Linked DNA regions of Homo sapiens: region 2 is linked to region 1. Evidence: chromatin loops called from intact Hi-C (ENCODE). Cell type or tissue: B cell. All regions are shown on one strand. Links, peaks and the distances in the headings refer to the core of each region. The heading gives the core; the rest is flanking DNA. Region 1 overlaps LOC105369213 (a long non-coding RNA gene). Region 2 holds the start of LOC124903731 (a long non-coding RNA gene).

Evidence for each region. Hi-C counts contacts between places; a loop is a spot of excess contacts. Peaks named below come from ENCODE experiments on the same cell type or tissue, not always from the same donor. Only the 100,000 strongest peaks of a DNase experiment are listed, where the experiment ranks them.
Region 2: it touches region 1 in a loop (2.8-fold over the local background); 2 of 110 quality-filtered maps call a loop at or near these places.

What each region holds. Positions count from the first base shown.
Region 1 is chr16:81,746,075-81,758,479 of GRCh38, reverse strand. LOC105369213 (a long non-coding RNA gene) reads right to left here. Exons shown (of 4, transcript NR_189584.1): 3 at 2,514-2,610. It also overlaps a transcript of PLCG2 not described here. Among named protein-coding and RNA genes, the nearest start is that of PLCG2, 27 kb to the left of the region's middle. RefSeq lists enhancers at 1-39, 5,198-5,805, 5,806-6,414, 9,579-9,648, 11,970-12,405 and 1 more and a silencer at 11,154-11,346. In B cell, for the core only: no CTCF peak of the experiment used is centred there; a DNase peak (open chromatin) is centred at 6,039; H3K4me3 peaks cover 966 bases; H3K27ac peaks cover 3,151 bases.
Region 2 is chr16:81,826,056-81,838,460 of GRCh38, reverse strand. The region is part of intron 2 of PLCG2 (phospholipase C gamma 2); the gene reads right to left. It overlaps LOC124903731 (a long non-coding RNA gene), which reads left to right and starts at 6,567. Exons shown (of 2, transcript XR_007065139.1): 1 at 6,567-6,663; 2 at 8,625-8,875. RefSeq lists enhancers at 1,289-1,478, 5,314-5,363, 6,054-6,635, 6,636-7,217. In B cell, for the core only: a CTCF peak has its summit at 6,501; DNase peaks (open chromatin) are centred at 5,410, 6,570 and 10,314; H3K4me3 peaks cover 3,278 bases; H3K27ac peaks cover 7,745 bases.

The DNA.
Region 1 (12,405 bases), core at 1,349-9,348:
ACAAACACTTACACATAAATGTTAACAGCAGCATTATTTATAATAGCCAAAAGGAGAGGCAACCCAAATGTCCGTCAACTGATGAACAAATGAACCAGATGTGATCTATCCATAAAATGGAATATTACTCAGCAATAAAAAGAAACGATTTGCTGATCCACGCTACAAAATGAATAAACGTTGAAAATGCAATGCTAAGTGAGCCTGGGCACGAGGGTTCACACCTCTAATCCCAGCACTTTGGGAGGCCCAGGCAGGCAGATCGCTTGAGCCCAGGACTTTGAAATCAGCCTGAGGAACACCGCGAAACCCCATCTCTGCAAAATAATACAAAAATCTAGCCAGGCCTGGTGGCGAGCGCCTGTGGTCCCAGTTACTCAGGAGGCTGAGGTGGGAGGATCGCTTGAGCCCGTGAGGTGGAAGCTGCAGAGAGCTGAGATCACACCACTGCGCTCCAGCCTGGGTGACAGATCGAGACAGTGCCTCAAAAAACAAAACAAAACAAAACAGCAACAATAACGACAGCACATGATGCTAAGTGAAAGAAGCCTGACACAAAAGGCCACATATTATATGATTCTATGTACATGAAATGTCCGGAATAGGCAAATCCACAGAGAAAGAAAGTAGATGAGTAATTGAAGGGGTGGGGGAAGGGGGTATAGGGAGTGACGGCCTAAGGGGTACTGGGTTTCTGTTTGGGGGTGATGAAAAGTTTCAAAAATTGATTGTGGTGATGATGTCAGTGCTCTGTGAATACACTATAAGCCATCGAATCACACTTTAAATGGGTGAATTGCGTGATACATGAATTATATCTCAATAAAGCTCTTTTCCAAATGTAAAAAATAGGAAGTGCTGGAGGAAAATGTGAAACAACAGCTTTTTTTCTTTTTTCTTGTCTTTTTTCTTTTTTGAGACAGAGTCTCACTCTGTCACCCAGGCTGGAGTACAGTGGCGCTTTCTCGGCTCTTCTGCACCTCTGTCTCCTGGATTCAAGCGATTCTCTTGCCTCAGCCTCCCAAGTAGCTGGGATTACAGCCACCTGCCACCGCGCCCGGCTAATGTTTATATTTTTAGTAGAGACGGGGTTTCACCATCTTGGCCAGGCTGGTCACTAAACAGCTTTTTTTTCTATGAGGCTTTTACTCTTTTGTTTTTTTGTTTGTTTGGGGGTTTTGTGTGTTTTGTTTCCAGGGCCTAGCAGAAAATTGGAGCCCAGAAAATGGGTGGGTGGATGGATGAATGGATGAATGATTGGATAAAGAGATGATTGAATGATCGGATGGGTGGATGAGTGGGTGGATGGAATTTCCAATGTGGTCCCTCCTAGAGCTCCCTTTTTCCTTTGACTCACCCAAAAGTAAAAGAGATGCAACTATTCCAAAATGATTGTCTTTTCAAAACTCTTCATTCCAGCAGCATCTGAGCTCAGGCAAACAACCACTCACCAAGATACAGAGTCACTACACTTCCTACCACATTTCCTCTCCTTTGCCCAAAGTAGCAGCAAGTAGGAACCACTGGAATCCCATACACAATTTCTAAAAACAGGCGTAGAGGCGCGGTGTGTGTGTTCCAGGCCTGTGCCCCAGGCTGTGGGGCTCTCAAGACAGATCAGACTCGGAACAAACTGCTGAAGAAGCAGGATAAGGCAGCAAGCTCACTGAAGAGCCAGGCTGTGCAGTAGACACATCTAGGCTCAAACGCAGCTTTGTTGTTTGGGCAACTCACTGTCTCTCTGGGCTCTCAGCTCCTTATCTGTAAAACAGTGCCAATAACACCCGCCTCACGAAGTCCACGCCTCTTCAACACCAGTATTAATGAGGGGTTCACTTGGGACCTGGTACCTCTCACTTAGCTTCCTTCTTTCCCCCACCACCTCTGTGCCTGGCCTCCCCTGTCCTGAGACACTGTATGGTGTGGTCACCTTCATAAGCTCTGGTTTCAGATGACCTGGATTGAGTACAGGCTTGGCTCCTCCACTGTGTGACCTTGGGCAACATACTTAACCTCTCTCTGCCTCCGTTCCCTCATCTGTAAAATGGGGTTAATAATAATAGCTGCCGTATAAGATAGCAGTTTGTTCTGAGGATTAAAGGAGATAAATCTTACAGATCGCTGAGGTCAGTGACTGGCATATACTATGCACTCAGTGAATACTGACAATAATAGCCCGGCATAGCAGCATACTCCTACAGGAAGCCCTATCTGAAAGGCGGTAGGGGGCAGTGGCCACTTGCCAGTTGGCCTTGCAGGGGAAATGTGGCCCATCCATTGGGCCTCCCCGACGGTTCCTGGGCTTAGCAGCCCTATTTGATCTTGCGGAATAATGACAATTCTACTACCCTGCTTTATGGCCATCCTATCTGTGGCTTTGAACAGGAAGCCGTCTTTCCTCCCAGACACACTGGTGCCTTTCCTGTTCTCCATGGAAACAGGCCAGGCTCGGTGCTGCTGACTGGCCTGGAGTCAGGGTTTGGTCGAGGACAGATTGGAGGCCATGTGCTTACCTGGGGGCAGCAGGGAAAGGACCGTCTTCCAGATGGACTTCGTGGAATGTTCTTTTCCTGACGCCTGGAGCTTGAGTGAGGGGTACCCTCAGAACTTCTGCAGAGATAGTTTCAGAAGCTGATGTTAAAGGAACAGGCTGAGGCTGGGTGCAGTGGCTCACACCTGTAGTCCCAGCACTTTGGGAGGCCGAGGCAGGCGGATCACTTGAGGTCAGGAATTGGAGACTAGCCTGGCCAACATGGTAAAACCCCATCTCTACTAAAAATACAAAAATTAACTGCATGTGGTGGCGGGTGCCTGTAATCCCAGCTACTCGGGACGCTGAGGGACGAGAATCACTTGAACCCAGGAGGCAGAGGTTACAGTGAGCCAAGATCACACCACCCCACTCCAGCTTGGGCGACAGAGTGAAACTCTGTCTCAAAAAATAAGAGAAGCTGACGTTAAAGAAACAGGCTGAAGCCAGGTTTGGTGGCTCACGCTTGTAATCCCAGCACTTTGGGAGGCCGAGGTGGGCAGATCACTAGAGCTCAGAAGTTTGAGACCAGCCTGGGCAACATAGTGACACCTCATCTCTACCAAAAAAAAAAAAAAATACAAAATTAGCCAGGCATGGTGGTGCATGCCTGTAGCCCCAGCTACTTGGGAGACTGAGGCGGGAGGATCACTTGAGCCCAGGAGGTCAAGGCTGCAGTGAGCCACGATGACGGCACCGTACTCCAGCCTGGGTGACAGAGTGAGGCCTTGTCTCAAAAAATATATATATAAATAAAAATAAAAAATAAAGGAACAGGCTTGGGGTGGTTTCCCATTGTCAGCCACCTCTCAGCTCAGCTGGGCTTCTCTTCCCTGCTTGCTAAGACTGAACTCATCTTTTATCTCATCTGATGCCTACCACAATAGCAGAGGAAGTGAGGATTTCCAGACCCATTTGACAGATCAGGCAATGGGGGCTCAGAGAGGGTAAGCAATTTGCCTAAGGACACACAGCTGGTTCTTCCTCTGCCAATGTTCTCTCACTTTGCACCATTCCCTTTTTGATGACCTTTGTGGGAGTCACTGCTTCTGATCCAGAATCAGATTATTCTTTAAAATAAAAGATAATAATGATAACTAAAGTTTGAATACCTACAATGTAGCAGGCATTTCCTACACATTATTCCATTCAATCTTCATAGCATATTTTATTAAATATCCCAGAGCAGTTATTGGTGTCCCTTTTGGGGATCCCTCCCACACATACTTCAGACAGGCCTTTGACATTGCTAGGGAGACACGTGAGGTTCCCACTAGTGAGCTCTGCCATGGGGCCCCACAGTCATTCATTCACTAAAGCAAGTATTGAGCACCTACACCTTACCAGGTCCTTGACAAACTGTGAAGTGCTGTGCACTGCTTTGTGAATTTCCAAGTGGATCACCACCCAGCTTGGTACAAGGTATAGGCAAAAGGAAATGGAAAGGAGATGGGAAAGGAGGGGAATGAGGTGAGGAGGGGTGGAAATGAGGTGGTGGGGAGGAGGTGGGGAGGAGGTGGGGAGGGGTGGGGAGGAGGTGGGGAGGGGAGGGGAGGAGGTGGGGAGGGGTGGGGAGGAGGTGGGGAGGGGAGGGGAGGAGGTGGGGATGGGCGGGAAGGAGGTGACAGGGGAAGGAGGTGGGGGAGGCGAGGGAAGGAGGTGGGGAGGGGAGGGAATGAGATGGGGAGGGAAGGGAAGGAGGTGGGGATGGGTGGAGAAGGGCAGAGTTTCCCCAGGAAGCTTCTCCATCCCCTCTCAACTCAGGTGGAGGTGGAGACGGAGATGGAGATGGAGGCGGCAAACCTAGAAGTGGGTCCCTAGAACCTGTGTCACTGGGTCAACCCTGAGGGATAGTTACCAAGGAGCGAAGTCCTTTCAGGCCTGGCCTGGACTTTCCTCCTAGAATCTTCTCCCCGGGGGTGGGCCTGTGATGGCGGCCAGGCCAGGCAAGAGAAGACACAGGGCAGCGCCTCACACAGGCTCAGCCTCCACCCAAGGTGGGACCATCTAGCCCAACCATGGAGCCCTGGCTGTTGGCCCAGGGATGGGGGAGTCTCACCTCCGCAGCCACTTCCCACTCCCCAGGCCCTCTCCCAGCCCTCCAGCTGCTTCTCCTGGAGATAAAACGGCTGAGCTCCCTTCATATTTTCCCCATCCTACAGTCATGGCTGTGGCATCTGCATTAGTGGCTGTGGCATCTGTCACCTCCTGGTTCCCTCATCCCCTCCCAAAAGTCAGCACTGCTGGGTGCAGTGGCTCATGCCTGTAATCCCAGTACTTTGGGAGGCCAAGGCAGGGAGATCACTTGAGGCCAGGTCAGCCTGGCCAACATGGTGAAACCCTTCTCTACTGAAAATACAAAAATTAGCTGGGCGTGGTAATGTGCGCCTATAATCCCAGCTACTAATGAGGCTGATACAGGAGAATCGCTTGAACCTGGGAGGTGGAGGCATCAGTGAGCCAAGATACAACTACTGCACTCCAGCTTGGGCAACAGAGTGAGACTCCATCTCAAAAAAAAAAAAAATTAAATTAAATGGTCAAAATGGTAAATTTTATATTATACATATTTAACCAGAATACAAAAAAAAAAAAAAAAAAAAAAAACCTGCCAGGACTTTAACACAATGCTGAACTTGGCATAACCCACCAATGACCAATGTGGATGTTTTACCAAATTGGCTCAATGGGGCTGTGAGTGGGAAAACTAAAGCTCGTGCTGTGTGGACCTGAGCTTGGTTGCACCTGCCACAGGTGGGAAGCCAGGCTGAGGTGGCGGGGAGAGGCAGGGCCGAGGGGGTGTGGAAGGGTGCGAGGCCGGGAGCAGAGCTGAGCTGCCACTGGCCATCCTCAGCAGAAGCTGGTGGGGCACCCTGGACAGCTCAGACTGAGCCACAGGCACTAGCTAATAGTAGCTCATACCATTATTAAGCACTTGCTGTGTACCAGGAATTTCTACAGACCTTCGAAGTACCGTGGTTGGTCTCCACTACACAGATGAGGAAACTGAGGCCCAAAGGAGAAAAGCAGCCTGCCCAAAGCCCCGAGTTGACAGGTGGCAGTGCAAGGCCTGGAGCCACGTCTTTCATAGCTGTCCTCTCCCTGCTGGCAGCTCTGCCCCCAACAGCCACTCACCGGGGAGGTGCCCAGTGCTAGGCTGGAGCTTCCAGCACTGGCCCTCACTTCCCTGGGCACCCTGAGGGCCCTGGCCGTGCAAGGAGTGGGCCTCGTCTACAGTCACGTCCTTCATGGAAGTTGCTGGAAGCAGATGCAGCCCAGGCCAAGCCTCAGGGTCAGTGATTCTGTTCTGGCTGGGGAGGGGGAGCTAAGGGGACCACCTCTCCCAGCCCCTCCTTTGGGGGCTCACAGAGACCTCAGATGGAAGCTGAAGTGGACTCTTGCTCTCCTGCCCTCAGCCGAGGGGCTGAGCCACTCCGGGAGGGTTTTTGGAGGCCTGCTCCGCCCCCAGCTGCTATTAGTGCTGCCACGGCCAGCCGCCTCCACCCCAGGAAAAAGAGGAAGTGGTCAGAAGCCAGCAAGAGAGAGCCTTAAAAGAGGACGTGTCCCAACCCTCACAGTCCCCTCCCTGTCAGGCAGAGTGGAGGAGCTGGCCGGGTACTTCTCAGAGCTGGCCGGGTGCTTCTTGGAACCTTCCACCTGGGGAAGCTGGAACCTGCTTTCACCCCACAATGATATTCTAAAAACACCCTAGAATTGTGAGGGCCTCCAGGCTTCCAGCATCAGGGAACTCTGAGACGCAGTGTTGGGGAACAGTGGGAGCTCCCAGCTCAGCACCCAGCACTCAGCAGGCTCATAGTTCATACGTGATAGACGGGGCCTACATCACAGTGAAGAGTTGCAGGTTCAAATCCTAGCTCTTTTATATATATTATATACATATATTATATTTTTTTTATATTTATTTTTTGAGATAGACTCTTGCTTTGTTGGCCAGGCTGGAGTGCAGTGGCACAATCTCGGCTCACTGCAACCTCCGCCTCCCAGGCTCAAGCAAATCTCCCACCTCAGCCTCCCGAGTAGCTAAGATTACAGACGCCTGCCACCATATCCACCTAATGTTTATATTTTTAGTAGAGACAAGATTTCACCATGGTGGCCAGGCTGCTCTTGAACTCCTGACCTCAGGTGATCCACCCACCGTGACTTCCCAAAGGGCTAGGATTACAGCTGTGAGCCACTGCACCCGGACTCTTTTACATATTTATAGGGTAAAAAGTGACATTATGATCTATGAATACAACGTGGAATAATTAAAGCTAGTTAACATATCCATCACCTCAAACACTTAACTTTTTTGTGATGAGACTGTTTGAATTTACTCTCTTAGCAATTTTGAAATGTACCATACTCTATTATTAATGACATTTACCACGCCATACAATAGGTCTCAAAAAAAACCCATATTCCTCCTATCTGAGATTTTGTATGCTTTGACCACCATCTCCCCATTTCCCGTCCTCGAGCCTCTGTAACCACCATTCTACTCTCTGCTTCTATGAGTTTGACTGTTTTAGATTCCACATATAAGTGAGAACATGTGACACTTGTCTTTCTGGGCCTGGCTTATTTCACTTAGCATAATGTTCTCCATCTTTATCCATGTTGTCGCAAATGACAGAATTTCCCTGGCCATCAATCTCTAGTTCCAGGCTGGAGGCAGTGGCTCATGCCTGTAATCCCAGCACTATGGGAGGCTGAGGCAGGTGGATCACCTGAGGTCAGGAGTTTGAGACCAGCCTGGCCAACATAGTGAAACCCCATCTCTACTAAACATACTAAAATTAGCTGGGCATGGTGGAATGCACCTGTAATACCAGCTACTGAGGAGGCTGAGGCAGGAGAATCACTTAAACCCTGGAGGTGGAGGTTGTAGTGAGCCAAGATTGCACTACCGTACTCCAGTCTGGACAACAAGAGTGAAACTCTGTTTGAAAAAAAAAAAAAAAAAAAAAAAAAAGCTGGGTGCGGTGGCTCACGCCTGTAATCCCAGCACTTTGGGAGGCTGAGGTGGGTGGATCTTGAGGTCAGGAGATCGAGACCAACCTGGCTAACATGTTGAAACCCCATCTCTACTAAAAATACAAAAAATTAGCCAGGTGCAGGTGTGGTGGCAGGCGCCTGTAGTCCCAAGTACTCGGGAGGCTGAGGCAGGAGAATGGCATGAACCCGGGAGGCGGAGCTTGCAGTGAGCCGAGATCGCGCCACTGCACTCCAGCCTGGGCAAAAGAGGGAGACTCTATCTCAAAAAAAAAAAAAAAAAAAAAATCTCCAGTCCCCATTCTGCTTTTTAAATGCTGAATAGTAGTCCATTGTAAATATGTGGCACGTTTTCTTTATGCATTAATCTGTTGATGGACATTTAGGTTGATTCCATAACTCAGCTATTATGAATGATGCTGCAATGAACCTGACAGTGCAGACATCTTTCAACAAACTGATTTCAAATCTTTTGGGTAAATATCCAGAAGTGGGATTGCTGTGCTGGATTTTTTTTTTTTTTTTTTTTGAGACAGAGTCTCACTCTATCACCACCCAGGCTGGAGTGCAGTGGTGAGATCTCAGCTCACTGCAATCTTCCCCTCCCAGGTTCAAGGGATTCTTCTGTCTCAACCTCCTGAGTAGCTAGGATTACGGATGCCCGCCACCATGTCCAGCTAATTTTTGTTGTTGTTGTTGTATTTTTAGCAGAGATGGAATTTCACCATGTTGGCCAAGCTGGTCTTGAACTCCTGGCCTGAGGTGATCTGTCCGCCTTGTTCTCCCAAAGTGCTGGGATTACAGGCATGAGCCACCACACCCAGCCAAATTGCTGGATCTTATACATTGTTTTCTATGTTTGCTAAAACATAGATACCTCTATGTGTTTTTAACTTTTTTTTTTTCACAATGGGATCATATTATTCTACTGTTGTTTTTACTTAACGGTATATTGCAGATCTCTTTCTAGGTCAGCAAATCCAGCCAGCTTTCTTTTTCTCAACCATGGTACCTTGCATTCCGCCGCGTAGATGGATTACACTTAAGTGAAGCAGCTGTCCATTGAGGGACATCTCAGCTCTTTCTAGGTTTGTGTCTTTGCTTCATAAGCAATGCATCTTTGGACATGTATCCTTGAACAGTGGGGTGAGTATATCCACAGGGAAAGATAAATCATTTGCTGTGTAAATGCTGGACACATACCAAAACAATTTTGACAGAAACACCAAATTGCCCTCCAAATACTTCATTGCTTGAATTGGTAACACTCATCTATTTCTTTAAATTTATTTAATGAAGGCCAGGCACAGTGGCTCACGCCTGTCATTCCAGCAGTTTGGGAGGCCAAGGCGGATGGATCACTTGAGGTCAGGAGTTTGAGACAAGCCTGGCCAACATGGTAAAACCTCGTCTCTACTAAAAATACACATAATTAGCTGGGCTTGGTGGCAGGCGCCTGTAATCCCAGCTACTCAGGAGGCTGAGGCAGGAGAATTGCTTGAACCCAGGAGGCAGAGGTTGCCAGGAGCCAAGATCACACCACTGCACTCCGGCCTGGATGACAGAGTGAATGAGACTCCATCGCAAAAAAATAAAAAATAAAATATAATTTATTTAATGAAAAAGTTTAGTTTGTTTAAGGCATATAATTTGACAAAAATCAATCAAGTGATTTTTTAAAATCTACATCTTCAGGGATTATAGAGATGTTAAAAAGCAACCCAGATGGGTTCAGAGAACAGGATCTTTGGCTGAGTTAGCTCCTACCTTCCCAAATAAACCACCCAACCAGTAGTGTGAGAACATGTAAATCAAACCCTGGTTTGGCTGCCCGGCATCCTAGACTGCTGTTTCCTGACTGAGGGGCCCCCTTGTGAAAGTCGCAGTGGAAAGGAGCTTTAGTGAGCACCACAGCCTGGAAGTAAACCTCACCCACATCTTCCACCCTGAGCTCTCTCCTGCCACCCCCCGCCACAGGCCTCAGTGCCTGGAGAGGTCCCCTGCAGGAGGGAAGGAGCCAGGTACAGTCATAGTCAAGACTGTTTCAATCCCAGCTCTGCCAGCATCTCACCGAGCCTCTCTGAGCCTCAATTTTCCTAATCTGTCAAATGTGCCCGATAAAACCTAACTGGTTCACAGGGTTGTAATGAGGATAAGATGTGGAAACAGATATGAAAGTCACTGGCTTTCCTTCCTTCTGTTTGGGTTTACCATCAAGTCTACAAATGGGGAATAGGAGATCCGAGTCTGGGGTTTTCTGACCACAAGTGCTTTCCCAGAAACAGTCTTCTTTGAAGTTATTTTTTTGCAATTTGAATAGTTTATACAGGCACATGGCATGCCATTCAAAAGGTCTCAAGGGGTAAGTGCAAGAAGTCCCCTGTTTACCCCTAATGTCCCCTCCCCCAAACCAGTTCTCCTCTCCGAGACATCCTTAGTCACCTCTTTCTTGTGTCTCCTTTCAGACTCAGTCTTTGAGCATTTCCACAAAAATGCAGCATTCTGCATACTCTGCTCTGCACCTTTCTTTTTTCATTTTTTTTTTTTTAATTTTTTAAGTTTGAGACAAAGTCTCACTCTGTCACCCAGGCTAGAGTACAGTGGCACCATCTCGACTTACTGCAACTTCCACCTTCCAGGTTCAAGCAATTCTCATGCCTCAGCCTCCTGAGTAGCTGGGATTATACGCATGTGCCACCAAGCCCAGCTAAATTTTGTATTTTTAGTAGAGATGGAGTTTCACCATGTTGGCCAGGCTATCTCAAACTAAGGGCCTTGGCCGGGTGCGGTGGCGCAGGCTTGCAATCCCAGCACTTTGGGAGGTCGAGGTGGGCGGATCATCTGAGGTCAGGAGTTCAAGACCAGCCTGGCCAATATGGGGCCACCCTGTTTCTACTAAAAATACAAAAATTAGCTGAGTGTGCTTGCAGGTGCCTGTAATCCCAGCTACTTGGGAGGCCGAGGCAGGAGAATCACTTGAACCTGGGACGCAGAGGTTGCAGTGACCCAAGATCACGCTACTGCACTCCAGCCTGGGTGATTCCATCTCAAAAAAAAATGGAAAGAAAAAAAGTCATTCATTTAACAGTCATGTCTCTAGTCTACTGTAATCTAAAACAGTCCGCCAGTCCATATTGTCTTTTATGACACTGACATTTTTGAGTGTCCAGGCATTTTGCAAATCTCTCTTAACTTGAATTTCTGTTTCTTTCCTCATAATAGATTTAGGTTAAACATTTTTTTGCAAGAATATTATATAGATGATGTTGCACCTTATTATTTTAAATGGCTGCATGGTATTCCAGTATATGGATACATCACAATTGATGTAACTCATCCTCTATCCACAGATGTGTAGATGACTTCCAATCATTTATTTAAAAAACAATACTACCATTAATAATATTATTATTATTTCAGACAGAGTCTTCCTCTGTCGCCCAGGCTGGAGTGCAGGGGCACAATCTCACCTCACTGCAACCTCCACCTCCCGGGTTCAAGGAATTCTTGTGCCTCAGTGTCCCGTGTAGCTGGGACTACAGGCACCCACCATCACGCCAGGCTAGTTTCTGTATTTTTAGTAAAGATGGGGTTTCAACATGTTGGCCAGGCTGGTCTCAAACACCTAACCTCAAGTGATCTGCCCGCCTCAGCCTCCCAAAGTGCTGGGCTTACAGGTGTGAGCCACCGCGCCCAGTCCCATTAATATTCTTAAACTTTTGTCATTTTGAAAATCTTGGAGTATGTCTGCAGGAGAAATTCCTAGAGGGGGAATCACTGAAGCTGCACATATATGCCTTTGTAATTTTGAAAGCTATTGCCAAATTACTCTTTATAGAGGATAAACCCATTAATACTATCGCTAGTACTGTTTGAGAATGCTTGACCCAGAAGCTTGTCATATGCTTTTAACTTTCATCTCACTGTGTCCTGGCTAGCAAGGTGGTTGGTGTACCTTTGCTGAATCCCTTTATGTGACAAGATTTCCTTAAGTTTTTGCCTATGAATTTTGGCTGGAATTTAATGAAATTACAACTCCCAAAATATGACAAAGTCCCCCGTGCTCTCCTGGAGCAGAATTCATACTCCTGGTTACAAAGCACATCTGTTTGCTTTGTAGGCTCCACTGGTTCCAAGAGAAGAGGGCAATGAAGGTGTGTCAGGCACTGTACCAGTTACCTGATTGACGTTATCAAGCCTGAGAAGTGGGAATTATTAATATGCCCACTTTACAGATGCTTGGGAGGTTAAACTGCCTGTTTACTCAAGTTCGACGGAGAAATAATCAATGCAGACATGAATGGCATCACAGAAGTGTATATTGCTCTTATTCTCTGCCTCCTTGGGTGTTAGGGTTGGAGATTGACAAAACGAAATCCTACACTTAAATTCAAAATCCAAAAGTTGTTCATCCCCTCCCGGCGCTGGGGTGAGAGCCCCGCGGTTCCCACCCCTGGCTCTTGGACTACGTGAAAACGACCCTCCCCAGAAGGCACCACTGTGGGTGCTCACTCTGCCCCAGCGGCCGTTTCGACTACATTTCCCAGAATGCAGTGCGTTCACCGCTGCGGCCATGCTTCCGTTTCCGCCCCAGATGTTTTCTGGGAGTTGGGTTCTCCACCTGTGCTGGGGGCGAAAACTCAAGCACTCAAGGCACCCTGCCAGTGGCGGCGGCGGACCCCCACGTGTCACGAGTAGATGAAGTTATAAACCGGGAAGCACCGGGGAGGGCTGAAAGCGTTTCTACCTCCCTTTATCCAGCAGGCCGGCCTTGTTTGTGCCACAGTGCCCTGAGCACCCATGGGCTGGTCCTGTCTGACTTTGGGGTTAATAGAGGTTCCATTCGACTATGGCATCCTCTTGCCTATTGAGTTTTC
Region 2 (12,405 bases), core at 2,748-10,747, 79 kb before region 1:
CCTGCAAAGGACATGAACTCATTCTTTTTTATGTCTGCAAGTTATATTTTAATAAAGACATTTCATATCTTTCAGGCTGGCAACGGCGGCTCATGCCTGTAATCCCAGCACTTTGGGAGGCCAAGGCAGGCAGATCACATGAGGCCAGGAGCTCAAAACCTGCCTGGGAAACATGGTGAAACCCCATCTCTACTAAAAATATAAACATTAGCCAGGCATGGTGGCAGGTGCCTACAGTCCCAGGTGCTTGGGAAGCTGGGAGGTTGAGGCAAGAGAATCACTTGAACCCAGGAGGCAGAGGTTGCAGTGAGCCAAGATCAAGCCAGTGCACTCTAGCCTGGGCAACAGAGCCAGACTCCGCCTCAAAAAAAAAAGAAAATTAGTATCTTTCAAAGACAGACATGTTAAAATTTTGGAAATGGAATTGGTGTAAGAAATCATTACATTGCTTTAGTCTCTTGACTATGATGGCAGATATAGGATGCTATGCATGTGACCAAATTGTACATAACTAAATACACACAAGTACAAGGAAAATGGGGGAAAATCTGAATAAGACTGGTAGTGGGTTCTATGAATGTTGTGAATGTTAATATCCTGGCTGTGATACTGCACTACAGGTTTGCAAGATATTACCATTGGGGATAATTGGGTAACGTTCACATGAGATCTCTCTGTATCATTTCTTACATCTTTATGTGATTCTTCAATTATCTCAACAAAAATTCCAATGGAAAAAAATGCACAGCATCAAGGAGAAAAAAAAAAAAAAAAAACACATGTTGGTACCAAACAGATGTTCTTGTCATAATCAGGAAGACGGAAAGGGAACTGAGAAGGAAACCACACTCCCAACCTTGGTTCAGGCTCCCTAGGCACTGCCTGTTGTTAACGCTTTGCCATGGCACCCACGACACGGGGGTCCCTGCGGAGAGCATCCCTTACTCCTCCCAGGGGATTCTACCAGCCACCTCTGGGCTCCGCCTTCTGCCAGGACCCGTCCTATTTCCCGCCCAGCTAGAAATAGATGTTCATGCAGCCTCCTGATAAGCTGGGCACTGAAACCCAGAGGAAGTGGCCTGCAGGGTGCCCACTCGTTTGGAAAAGGCAAAGGTCACACAGCTATAGAAGCCAGCTGGGACCACAATTCCTAGGAATGTCAGCAAGGAGTTGAGGTAGTCTGAGAACTGGCAGAAGAGTAAATGCAGACTTCCCTTTCAACAACAGCCTTTCATTTGATCACACACTTTTCTGACTTCCATCTGAAGCAGCACTGCATGTATATGTATTCTCGTTCTTTGAGTTTGCTAGTTTGTCTTTTTTTGTTTTTGTTTGCTTTTTACAGCAAGAGAAAGGTTCTCAAAATACAGACAACTACCTTAACTTGGATGGCCTGGAATAAATTCTAGAGTTGTAACTGATGTTGAGTCTTCCCATGGAGAACGCTGGTCCTCAACTTCCTACTAAGGACCTTTCGGCTTCAGAGAAAACCAAACAGGAGGAAAGGGAAGGGAAACCACATGCACAGAAACACTGAGTACATGCCCGTGTGCACAGCAGGGGTCCTGACACCTGTGCACTCATGTAAGGCTGAGATGACTGTCTTCCTTCCACAGGTGGGGAGGCTGAAGCAGAGAGAGTCACTGACTCATTCAAGGTCACAATGGTTGAGCCAGAACTTGAACCTGAATGGCCAGGCTCCAAAGTTTGCACTCGTTTTTGAGACATAGTGTTGCTCTGTTGCTGAGGTTGGAGTGCAGTGGCACAATCTCAGCTCACTGCACCTCAGCCTCCTGAGTTCAAGCGATTCTCCTGCCTCAGTCTCCTAAGGAGCTGGGACCAAAGGAGTGTGCCATCATGCCCGGCTAACTTTTGTATTTTTGTTGGAGATGGCGTTTCACCATGTTAACCAGGCTGGTCTCAAACTCCTCACCTCAGGTGATCCACCCACCTCACCCTCCCAAAGTGCTGGAATTACAGGCATGAGTCACCTTGCCCGGCCCAAAGCTTGCACTCTTAACCACTACCAAGGGAAGGATGAAACGAGAAGCCAAGATCCAAAGTGCTCTCCCCTGCAGACAGCAAAAACCTCTTGGCTCCACCAGTGGGAATACGAGTCCATGGCTGACACGTGGGCCAATACAGGGCACCAGGAGATCCACGATCCAGTCCCACTGCCACTACCTTACTGTGTGACCTTGGGAGAGTCATTTTACCTCCCTGGGCCTCAGTTTCCCCCTCTGAGAAATGCAGGGATTGGGTCAGCTGTGTCATTTGGATAGTCTCTAGGGTATGAAAACACTAGTTGACACCAATTCAGGATGAAAATGACTCTGGTCTTGTCCTTGGTGGCCCTGGAAAGAAAGTATAAACGGGTAATGTTGGGGGTTGAACTGCATCCCCCAAAAACATACATAGAAGTCCAGTCCCTGGTATGTGTGAATGTGGCCTTCTTTGGAAATAGGGTCTTTGCAGATGTAGTCAAGATGAGCTCATGCTGGATTAGGGTGGGTCCTAACCCAAGACTACTGTCCTTGTAAGAGGGAAATTTGGACAGAGACACACTCAGAGGGAGAGATGGGAGTGCCAATATCCACCAGCCAAGGGACACCCAGGGTCACCAGCAGCTACCAGAGGCCAGGAAGAGGAGAGGAAGGATCCTCCCCTAGAGCCTCCAGCGGGAGCACTGCCCTACCAACACCTTGATTTCAGACTTCTAAGCTCCACACTGCAAGGGAATAAGTACATTTCTGTTTTAAGTCCCTCATTTTGTGGCACTTGTGTTATGGCAACCACAGGACACTAATATAGGTAATAACATGGTTTTCCTATTATCTTCAATTATTATCATTATTATTATGATTATTATTATTATTATATTTGAGACCGAGTCTTGCTCTGTCGCCCAGGCTAGAGAGCAATGGCACAATCTCAGCTCACAGCAACCTCCACCTCCCAGGTTTAAGCGATTCTCATACCTCAGCCTCCCAAGTAGTGTCACCACACCCGGCGAATTTTTGTATTTTTGGTAGAGATGGGGTTTCGCCATGTTGGCCAGGCTGCTTTCAAACTCCTGACCTCAGGTGATCTGCCCGCTTTGGCCTCCCAAAGTGCTGGGATTACAGGTGTGAGCCACCACACCCGGCCATCTTCATTATTATTATAACAGCTACTTACTAAGTGTTAGCTGTACGTAAGGTAGTATATTAACTGCTTCACCTAAATTATCCCATTTCGTGCCAGCCACCCTACGACAGAGGAGTCATTATTATACCCATTTTGCAGACATAAAATTCTAAGGCTCAAAGCAGACAAGGAGCTTGTCCAAGGTCACACAGTGAATCAATAACAGAGCTGACACCAAACCAAGTAAGTGGCACCTGGAAGGCCACTTCCTCCTCTTTGGGTACCTCCACCTCCTCCCACTGAGAAAAACAGTGTTCATGACACCAGGAGGTGGGCAATGGGCCTTTCCCCTGCCCACAGGGTCTGTTCTCCAGAGAGCAGATTACAGCAAGGACTTGGCACTTTTGCAGTAGTACCCAGTTCTACAATGGACCAAGGCTGCCTCCCCATCCACCCAAGAGGAATCCAGAGTTAGCCATAAAAGACCAAAGGAACAAATAAAAACTCCTCAGCTCATGGCCAAGAAGCTCTGGGGACTGGCAGGAGGTTTTGTTAAAGGAGATTGTCCTCGTCCTGGGAGCCCTTGTAAAGGGCAGCCATGCCTTGGTCCAGTGGGTTCTCCTCCCCACCCTGCTCAGATCTCACCCTGTCCCAGGTGGGTCCTACCAGAATCTTCCTCTCAGGAACATCCCTCAAGGAGCCCCAGCTCTGAAACTCCCAACAGCAGCAGCAGCAGCAGCAGCTCTGCAGATCCAGGGTCTATCAACCACGTGACGAGTGCTCTCTGTCCATCATCTCAGCGGTCTCTCCCAAAGCCCTAAGTAACTACCATTATCATCAACTCCATTTTGCAGAAGGGGAAACTGAGGCTCAGGCAGGTTGGGCAAGCTGGGGTCTGAGTCCTGCCAGTCTAGCTGCAGGCCCAGAGTTCTCCAACACCACCCGCGCCGGCTCCTGGGCTAAGACTCTCACACAGACCGCCCTCACAATTCTGCCAGCAGCCAGCAGAACACCGAGCCCTCCGAGGTCAAGTTCAGGGCAGAAACACCTACTGGGACAGAGAACAAACCAGGTCCCCCTTACTGAACATTTAATAGGTGTCAGAGTTGACCTCAACATCTCTTTAATCCTCCCACCAATCTTGGGAAGAAAGCCCCATTTTCCAGAGACAGCCCAGGAAGATGAAGTCACCCATTCAAGGCCACCTGGCTGGGTTTTGATGCCAAAGACACCAGGGTAGTCTGTGCGGGTGGCCCACAGTGGAAGGCCCGGAGACAAGGTAAGTCCAGTTACCTCCTGTCCCCATTCCCACGTTCCAGCAGCTGCTCCCTGAATGACCTCTCAGAAAACCTTGGGGTGAACCTGCTAGCTTCTGGCTAAAGATGAATGCTTCCTTTGAAGTCAGGTAAGCCTCTGCAGACAGAGAGATGCCAGAAGCATTCAGCACTCCCATCGCCAAAGGCAATCGTTAGGCAAGACACACAGGAGGCCGGGCGCCGTGGCTCATGCTTGTAACCCCACCACTTTGGGAGGCCAAGGCAGGAGGACAGCTCGAGCCCAGGAATTCCGAGACCAGCCTAGGCAACACCCTCACCTTGGCTGTAAGTTCCCACCTCTACAAAAAAATATATATAATAATTAGCCAGGAGTAGTGGTGCATGCCTGTGGTCCCAGCTACTCAGGAGGATGAGGTAGGAGCATTTCTTGATCCTAGGAGGTGGAAGGTACAGTGAGCTGTGATCACACCACCGCACTCCAGCCTGGGTGACAGAGTGAAATCCTGACTCAAAAAAAAAAAAGATTTTTTTAAATTTTGAAATTGAAAAAAAAAAAAACAGGCAGGAGTATCCTTTTACCTTGTCAGTGATTAACAGGAGAGGCCAGGGGCTTCCAGGTGCCTCCTCCTCACCCACAGGGAACGGCCACCCCGGGCCAGAATACTGGCTCAGGACCCGTGTACCGACCGGAGCCACAGTCCAGGAAAAAGGACCCTGGGGGTGTGGACAGATTGCGAAAGAAGGCCCCAGTCCTCCAGAAGCTTCTCCAGAGCCCAGTGACTCTAACACACAACCAGGCTGTGGCCCCCACAGAAAGGTAAAGCACTCCTTCTTTAAAGGGTGATTTTCATTCTGGGGTTGCTGAACCCCAAACGTGGTATCCTCATGCTGTGGGCTCTTCTCACAGACCAGACTCAGGGAAGGAATGGGTTCTGCGAGGTGGGTGCCAGCAGGAAAGCACCCTCACCTTGGCTGTAAGTCCCCACAAGACACCCCCTCTCTGAGAGGTTGCCTTCCGCTTCTGGACTTCCCTTTCCAGGTCCTCATCACATCTCACAAGCGTGACTTGTTTCCCTCAGTTACTGTCATGGCCCCAGCAGCAAGCTGGGCACACAGGAGGCCTTCAAGTATCGGCTGACCACTGGCTGCCTGGGCCTCACACGCTGACACCTTCCTATCTGGGCACTTAGCCTGCTCTCTTATGGCTAATGGGTCACCCACAGGGTCTCCCACTAGCTGCAAGGATGGCAGGCCTCTGCCTCATTCTCTAGCTTTGCAAGAATGGGATCTGATCCTCACGCAGTCAACTGGATATCATACCACTCACAGAAGTGTAATTAAAATGGTAGATTCTGCCTGGGCGCAATGGCTCATGCCTGTAATCCCAGCACTAAGGGAGGCTGAGGCAGGAGAATGGCTTCAGCTCTGCAGTTTAAGACCAGCCTGGGCAACACGGCAAAATCCCATCTCCACAAAAAATACATACACACACACACACAAATTAGCTGGGCATGGTAGTGCACATCAGTAGTCCCAGCTACCTGGGAGGCTGAGGTGGGAAGATAGCTTGAACCCAGGAGACAGAGGTTGCAGTGAGCCGTGATCATGCCACTGCGCTCCCACCTGGGTGATAGAGTGAGATCGTGTCTCAAAAAAAGGCAGGGTGGGGACAGATTCTACTCAAAAAGGAAAAGAAGAGCATGCATTAGGGAATATTCACTTAACCTCTTTTGCTTAATCTGAGGATTATTCCTAAAATGTGGCTGCCATGTGGAGCGGAGCCCAGGAGAGAGGCTCTGATGGTGACTGCCACCTCTGACCACTACCACTGTTAACAATGATGGTGAATATCCCCCCAAGTATTCACCATGAGTCAGGCACTGAGCAAAGGCTTTATGTGCATTTCCTCATTTGAGTGCCACAGAATCGCCACAATATCACTATTCCCCCCCTCCATTTATCAAAGGAGAAGACTGAGGCCGGAGGACGACAAAGCCCACTGCTGGTAACTGTGTCCGAGTGCCCAGGCTCAATGGTGGGGCATGACTGGCTCCAGCAAGACAGCAGCCTGCAGAAGTCAGTCCCTTCCGCTAGGGCAAGAGGAGTCACCCCTGCCCCCGCTTTGCCTGTGCAAATGAGTCTTCATTTGTGGTTAGCAAGCCAGCCCTTCATTTCCCCACCAGGCTCAGAGTTTTGCAAACCAAAGTTGGGGGATGGCTAGCGTGGCCTCCCGGCAGTTCCTGTTGCAGACAGCTAGAAGGTAAGAGCCTTCCTTCCCTTTCAGACAAGGCAGGATTGGGGCAAGAGCGGGGAGCCTCCTGGGGTCCCCATTACCCTCTAGCCCAGGCACTTCTGGCCTAAGTTCCCCCTAACACAAGGATCTGAGTCCCACTCGGGGTACAAATGCCTGCTGGACTCCACAGCTTGGGGCTGAAATCTACCTGCCTCCCTCTTTCCCAGCACTGGTCAGAGACCCAGCCAGGGGTCCCAACTGGAGTATGGGGTTGGATGAGGTTCAAATACTAACCCCACCATGTCCCCAGGTGTAAAACTGAGACAAATAGAGAGGGCCAGTTTCGTGGCATTGACATGAGGATTTAAGGAGACCAAGTTCATGGCCAAGTGCTTAGTGCAGTGCCTGGCACACAGCCTGTGTTTAAATGTTTGCTGCTATTATCCACAGATTCTCACGATGATGGTCACGTCCGTTCATTCAGCCATTAGGTCAACAAAGAGTAGGTAAAAGCCAGCGTGCCAGGCACTGTTCTGGGAGCTGGGGATACAGCTATGAATAAAACAGACCAAATTCCTGGCCTCGAAGAATTACATTCTAATAGGAGGAGACAGAGACAAGTCAATATTTATTACACTTGGCAATCACAAGTGCTACAAAAACTAAACCAAAGAAGAGCAAAGCATGGTGTGTGACCAGGAGGGAGGGGCTCTCATAGAAGGTGTTATCAGGGAGGCCTCCCCAGAGGTGGTGACATCTGGGCTGATGTCTGAGATAGAATATTTCAGGCAGAGCAAATAGTAAATGCAAAGGCCCCAAGATGGAAATGTGTATGGTTGGTTGTAGGAAGAGCAAGGTTGTCACCAGCTGGGACACACTGCGTATGCTCTCTGAAACCCTCATGACCCGCAGTGCCTGTCCATCTCCCCTCTCCTGCCTGGACATTCTAGTCACGCTGTCTCTGCACTTGCATATACCCTCAGTCATCCAGAAGCCCGATGCCCCCCTCACCCTTCCCATCCCCCTCCACTATCACACACTGTGTCTGTCAGTCTCCTCCAGGGTCCTCTGGAGTCAGCTGCAGCCCTTGGCAGATGATTTTGCCATTTCATTCATATATATACATATATAAAATATATGTGTGTATATATATATATACACACACACACACACACACCCCACACATTTTTTTGTTGTTGTTTTTTAAGACACAGTCTTACCAGGCATGGGGGCTTATGCCTGTAATCCCAGCACTTTGGGAGGCTGAGGCCTATGGATCACTTGAGGTCAGGAGTTCCAAGACCAGCATGGCCAACGTGGTGAAATCCTGTCTCTAATAAAAATACAAAAATTAGCCAGTGGTGGTGGCATGCGCCTATAATCCCAGCTACTTGGAAGGCTGAGGCACAAGAAACGCTTGAACCCAAGAAGTGGAGGTTGCAGTGAGCCAAAAGTAGCACCACTGCCCTCCAGCCTGGGCCACAGAGCAAGACTCTGTCTCAAGAAAAAAGAAGAAGAAAAAGACAAGACACTGCTGGAGTGAGTGGCATGATCACAGCTCACTACAGCCTCAACCTCCTGGGCTTAGGTGATCTTCCCACCTCAGACTCCTAAGTAGCTGGGACCACAGATGCGTGCCAACATGCCTGGCTAATTTTTGTACTTTTTGTAGAGACAGGGTTTCATCATGTTACCCAGGCTATTCTCAAATCCCTGGGCTCAAGTGATCCCCCTGCCTCAGCCTCCCAAAGTGCTGAGATTATAGGCATGAGCCACTGCACCCGGCCACTATTATATATTTAATCTCTCCACTCCTTGAAGGCAAGACAGCACTGCCCGTTCATGGGTCCACAGCAGGAAAGTGCCTGGCACCTAGTGGGGATGCCACCGAGAGGTAGAATAAGCCCCCTAGAGAGCGATTTGGCACTCACTACTGAGGCTGGAAATACACACGCCCCCCCACTCAGAGGTTCCTTCCCCATCCACAGCTACCACAGCACCCTCTGCAATTTCAAAGGAGAAAGGGACTCAGCACAAATGCCCAGCAGGAGAGAGTGGACAAAATGGCTCTTGTCACCAATGGAATGCTCTACAGCAATTCAAAAGAAAGAAACACCTCTACATATCGATGGAAATAAACAAAAACTAGGTGCAATGTGGTGTCCTGGATGAATCCTGGAACAGAAGGAGAACATACGAGGAGAAACTGTTAAAGTCCAAATAAATTCTGGAACTTTGATAGCGATGTGGTAATGTTAATTTCTCACTTTTGGCAAAGGTATCATGGCAATATAAAACAGAGAAATGGGCCGGGTGTGGTGGCTCACACCTGTAATCCCAACACTTCGGGAGGCCAAGGAGGGTGGATCACCTGAGCTTAGGAGTTCGAGACTAGCCTGGTCAACATGGTGAAACTGGCTAGGCACGGTGGCTCACGCCTGTAATCCCAGCACTTTGGGAGGCCGAGGCGGGCAGATCACCTGAAGTCAGGAGTTCAAGGCCAGCCTGACCAACAGGGTGAAATCCCATCTCTACTAAAAATACAAAAATTAGCCGGGCACGTTGGTGTGTGCATGTAATCCCAGCTACTCAGGAGGCTGAGGCAGGAGAATCGCTTGAACCCGGAAGACAGAGGTTGCAGTGAGCCGAGATCGTGCCACTGCACTCCAGCCTGGGTGACAGAGCCAGACTCCGTCTCAAAAAAAATAAAATAAAATAAAAACTACTAACTACCCCATTAATGAATGAAAATCACAGATACAAAAAAGACAGGGCAGAGGGGGCAGTCCTTGTCATCATTAAAAGCCAGGTCCTGTGCTTTTCTGACTATTCCTGAGACTAGCAATGTTTGAGAGAATGGCCCACACAGGAAATTCATTCTGTGATCTCCTGTAAAATCAGAATGCAGTTGGTAAGATACAGCCTCTTATCTCCTGAACTCATGATCCACCCACCTCGGCATTCAGAAAAGAAAAAGGAATGCAAGTTAAGGGGAAATAAATTCACATTTGTTGAAACCTTCTATGTACCCGACTTCACCAGGCACTCAGGAAAATGCCACATTGTTCAATCATCACAGCAGCTTCGGAAGGCTGAGGCTGTGACGGCTGGCTTCTATATGAGGAAACTGAGTCTCAGACGACTTTTATAACTTGCTTAAGGTTGTAAAAGCAACCTTTTCTCAAGACCCTCTGCTGACCCGCAAGGACTCGCTGATCAAAACTGCAGCTCATAAAAGCAAAGGAAGAGGCACCACACCACAGCACAGAATAAAAATGACGCTTCTCGGCCGGGTGCGGTGGCTCACGCCTGTAATCCCACCACTTTGGGAGGCCGAGATGGGTGGATCACGAGGTCAGGAGATCGAGACCATCCTGGCTAACATGGTGAAACCCAGTCTCTACTAAAAATACAAAAAAATTAGCCGGGCGTGGTGGCAGGCACCTGTAGTCCCAGGAGGCTGAGGCAGGAGAATGGCGTGTACTTGGGAGGCGGAGCTTGCAGTGAGCCGAGATCACACCACTGCATTCCAGCCTGGGTGACAGAGCAAGATTCTGTCTCAAAAAAAAAAAAAAAAAAAAAAAAAAAATGACATTTCTCAACAGTCTGGAACAGACTTCACAAGTTGTTGGCCTGGGAACTGCATCAGGGTACAGGAGTGTTTTGTCAGGTGAAGATCATTTTGCTTATTTGTGTGTTTCAATGAGTCAACTTTTTTTTTTTTTTTTTTTTTTGAGACGGAGTTTTGCTCTTGTTGCGCAGGCTGGAGTGCAATGGCATGATCTCGGCTCAGTGCAAGCTCCGCCTCCCAGGTGCAAGCAATTCTCCTTCCTCAGCCTCTCAAAGAGCTGGGATTACAGGCATCCGCCACCATGCCTGGCTACTTTTGTATTTTTAGTAGAGACGGGGTTTCTCCATGTTGATCAGGTTGGACTTGAACTCCCGACCTCAGGTGATCCACCCACCTTGGCCTCCCAAAGTGCTGGGATTACAGGCATGAACCACCGTGCCTGGCGGCGTCAACGCTTTTTTTTAAATGAGGAGATTTCACAGTAACAACCTACATTTCCAACTGCAGATCTGTGGACCCTGAGCCTGCAGCATGACGTAGGATCTGTCCACTTTACACCAGGCACACATGCACTGACTCCCCGTTAACCACGGTTCCCACCACCCTTAGAACTTTCCCAGTGTGCAGCCTGTGTTTATTGTCATTTGTCCCCTAGATACAACCTGCTTCTCTTATTTAGGTCACCTATCCAGCTGCCTGCAGGTATTTATGTTTCTGATCCCTCATCTGAAACAGAGGAAGTAGGATTTTAAAGAAATAAATGCAGGCCGGGTACAGTGACTCATGCCTGTAATCCCAGCCCTTTGGGAAGCCAAGACAGGTGAACTCCTTGAGCCTAGGAGTTCGAGATCAGCCTGGGAAACATGGCAAAACCCCAGCTCTACCAAAAAAAAAATACAAAAAATAGCTGCGCATGGGAGCATACACCTGTGGTCCCAGGTACTTGGGAGACTGAGATAAGATCACTTGATCCTGGGAAGCTGAGGCTGCAGTGAGCGATAGTGGCACCACTGCACTCCAGCCTCAGTGGCAGAGTGAGACCCTGTCCCCAAAAAAAAAAAAACCCAGCAATCCTCTATAATGTATGAGATTAACCATGCACCTTACCACACATCCCGTTGAGGGGCATCCCCTGAGTCTTATTTCAGCGCAAGGTCAACAAGGACATGCAGCCCTAGGCCACAGCACAATCATGGGGCTTAGGAATCTGCAAAACATGAGGAAATTCCCTAGGGGAACAGGGAGGCTGGAAGTAGAAACAAGTCCAGGATCAAGTGTCCTATCTTCAGTCATCTCATCGGATCCACAGGAGGCAGGAGGCTGGTTCTGCGGATCTCCAGCAGGGATAAACCAAGACCTCAAATGGATACAGAAGAAGAACTTTTTAAAAACCCAGCAATTACTCAAAATTGTCTCCGGCAGCCTTGAGAGTCATACTAGAAAATCACGGTAAAGCTGTTCCAGCTAAGTGGCTTTGGGAAGGTTCTTGCTACTTTATGAAACTCAGTTTCCCCATCTATAAAATGGGTAGACTCGTCAAAAAGCATGAGGAGGATTTTTAAAGCGCCAAGGACAGAGGTTAATAAGACCACTGAGAGGACGTGGTTAATGAGTGGCTGCTGCTATCACCATTTGAAGCACTGAGTATTGTAGAGAAGCTTCCTCCAACAACCACCACTATCACTGACTGAACATGTGTTATTCTAAGTGCTTGTTACATTGAATTCTAAAACACTGCTGTGAGATAGGTCCTACTATTATTGCGATTTTATCAGTGAGGAGACTGAGGCACACGAGGTCGAGCACTTTGACCTCAAGGTCACACTGGTAAGTGCAGAGCTGAAACTGGAGCCCAGGGAACCTGCCCATGGACCCCTACACTGACCTCCTACTGCACCTAGGTGAGGACACAGATCATACTTGATGCTTTTCTCGGTTCCCCCATCTCTGAGCCTAGGATCCTGGAGCCTTGCCGTGGCAGAGGGAAGCACATCTCCAAACAGTGATGAACCCCAAGAACCAGGAGGTGGACATGATGCCAGAAATGAAGGTGGCAAAGGGGCCGAGGAGGACTCTAGCTTTCTGGCATGGGGACCTGGCTGGATGGTGGTATCTCTTACCACAATGGGGAAAACTGGAGGAATAGGTTTTAAAGGCAGAGATCTCCGTTGTTTTGGTGACAAATTCCATTTTGGACA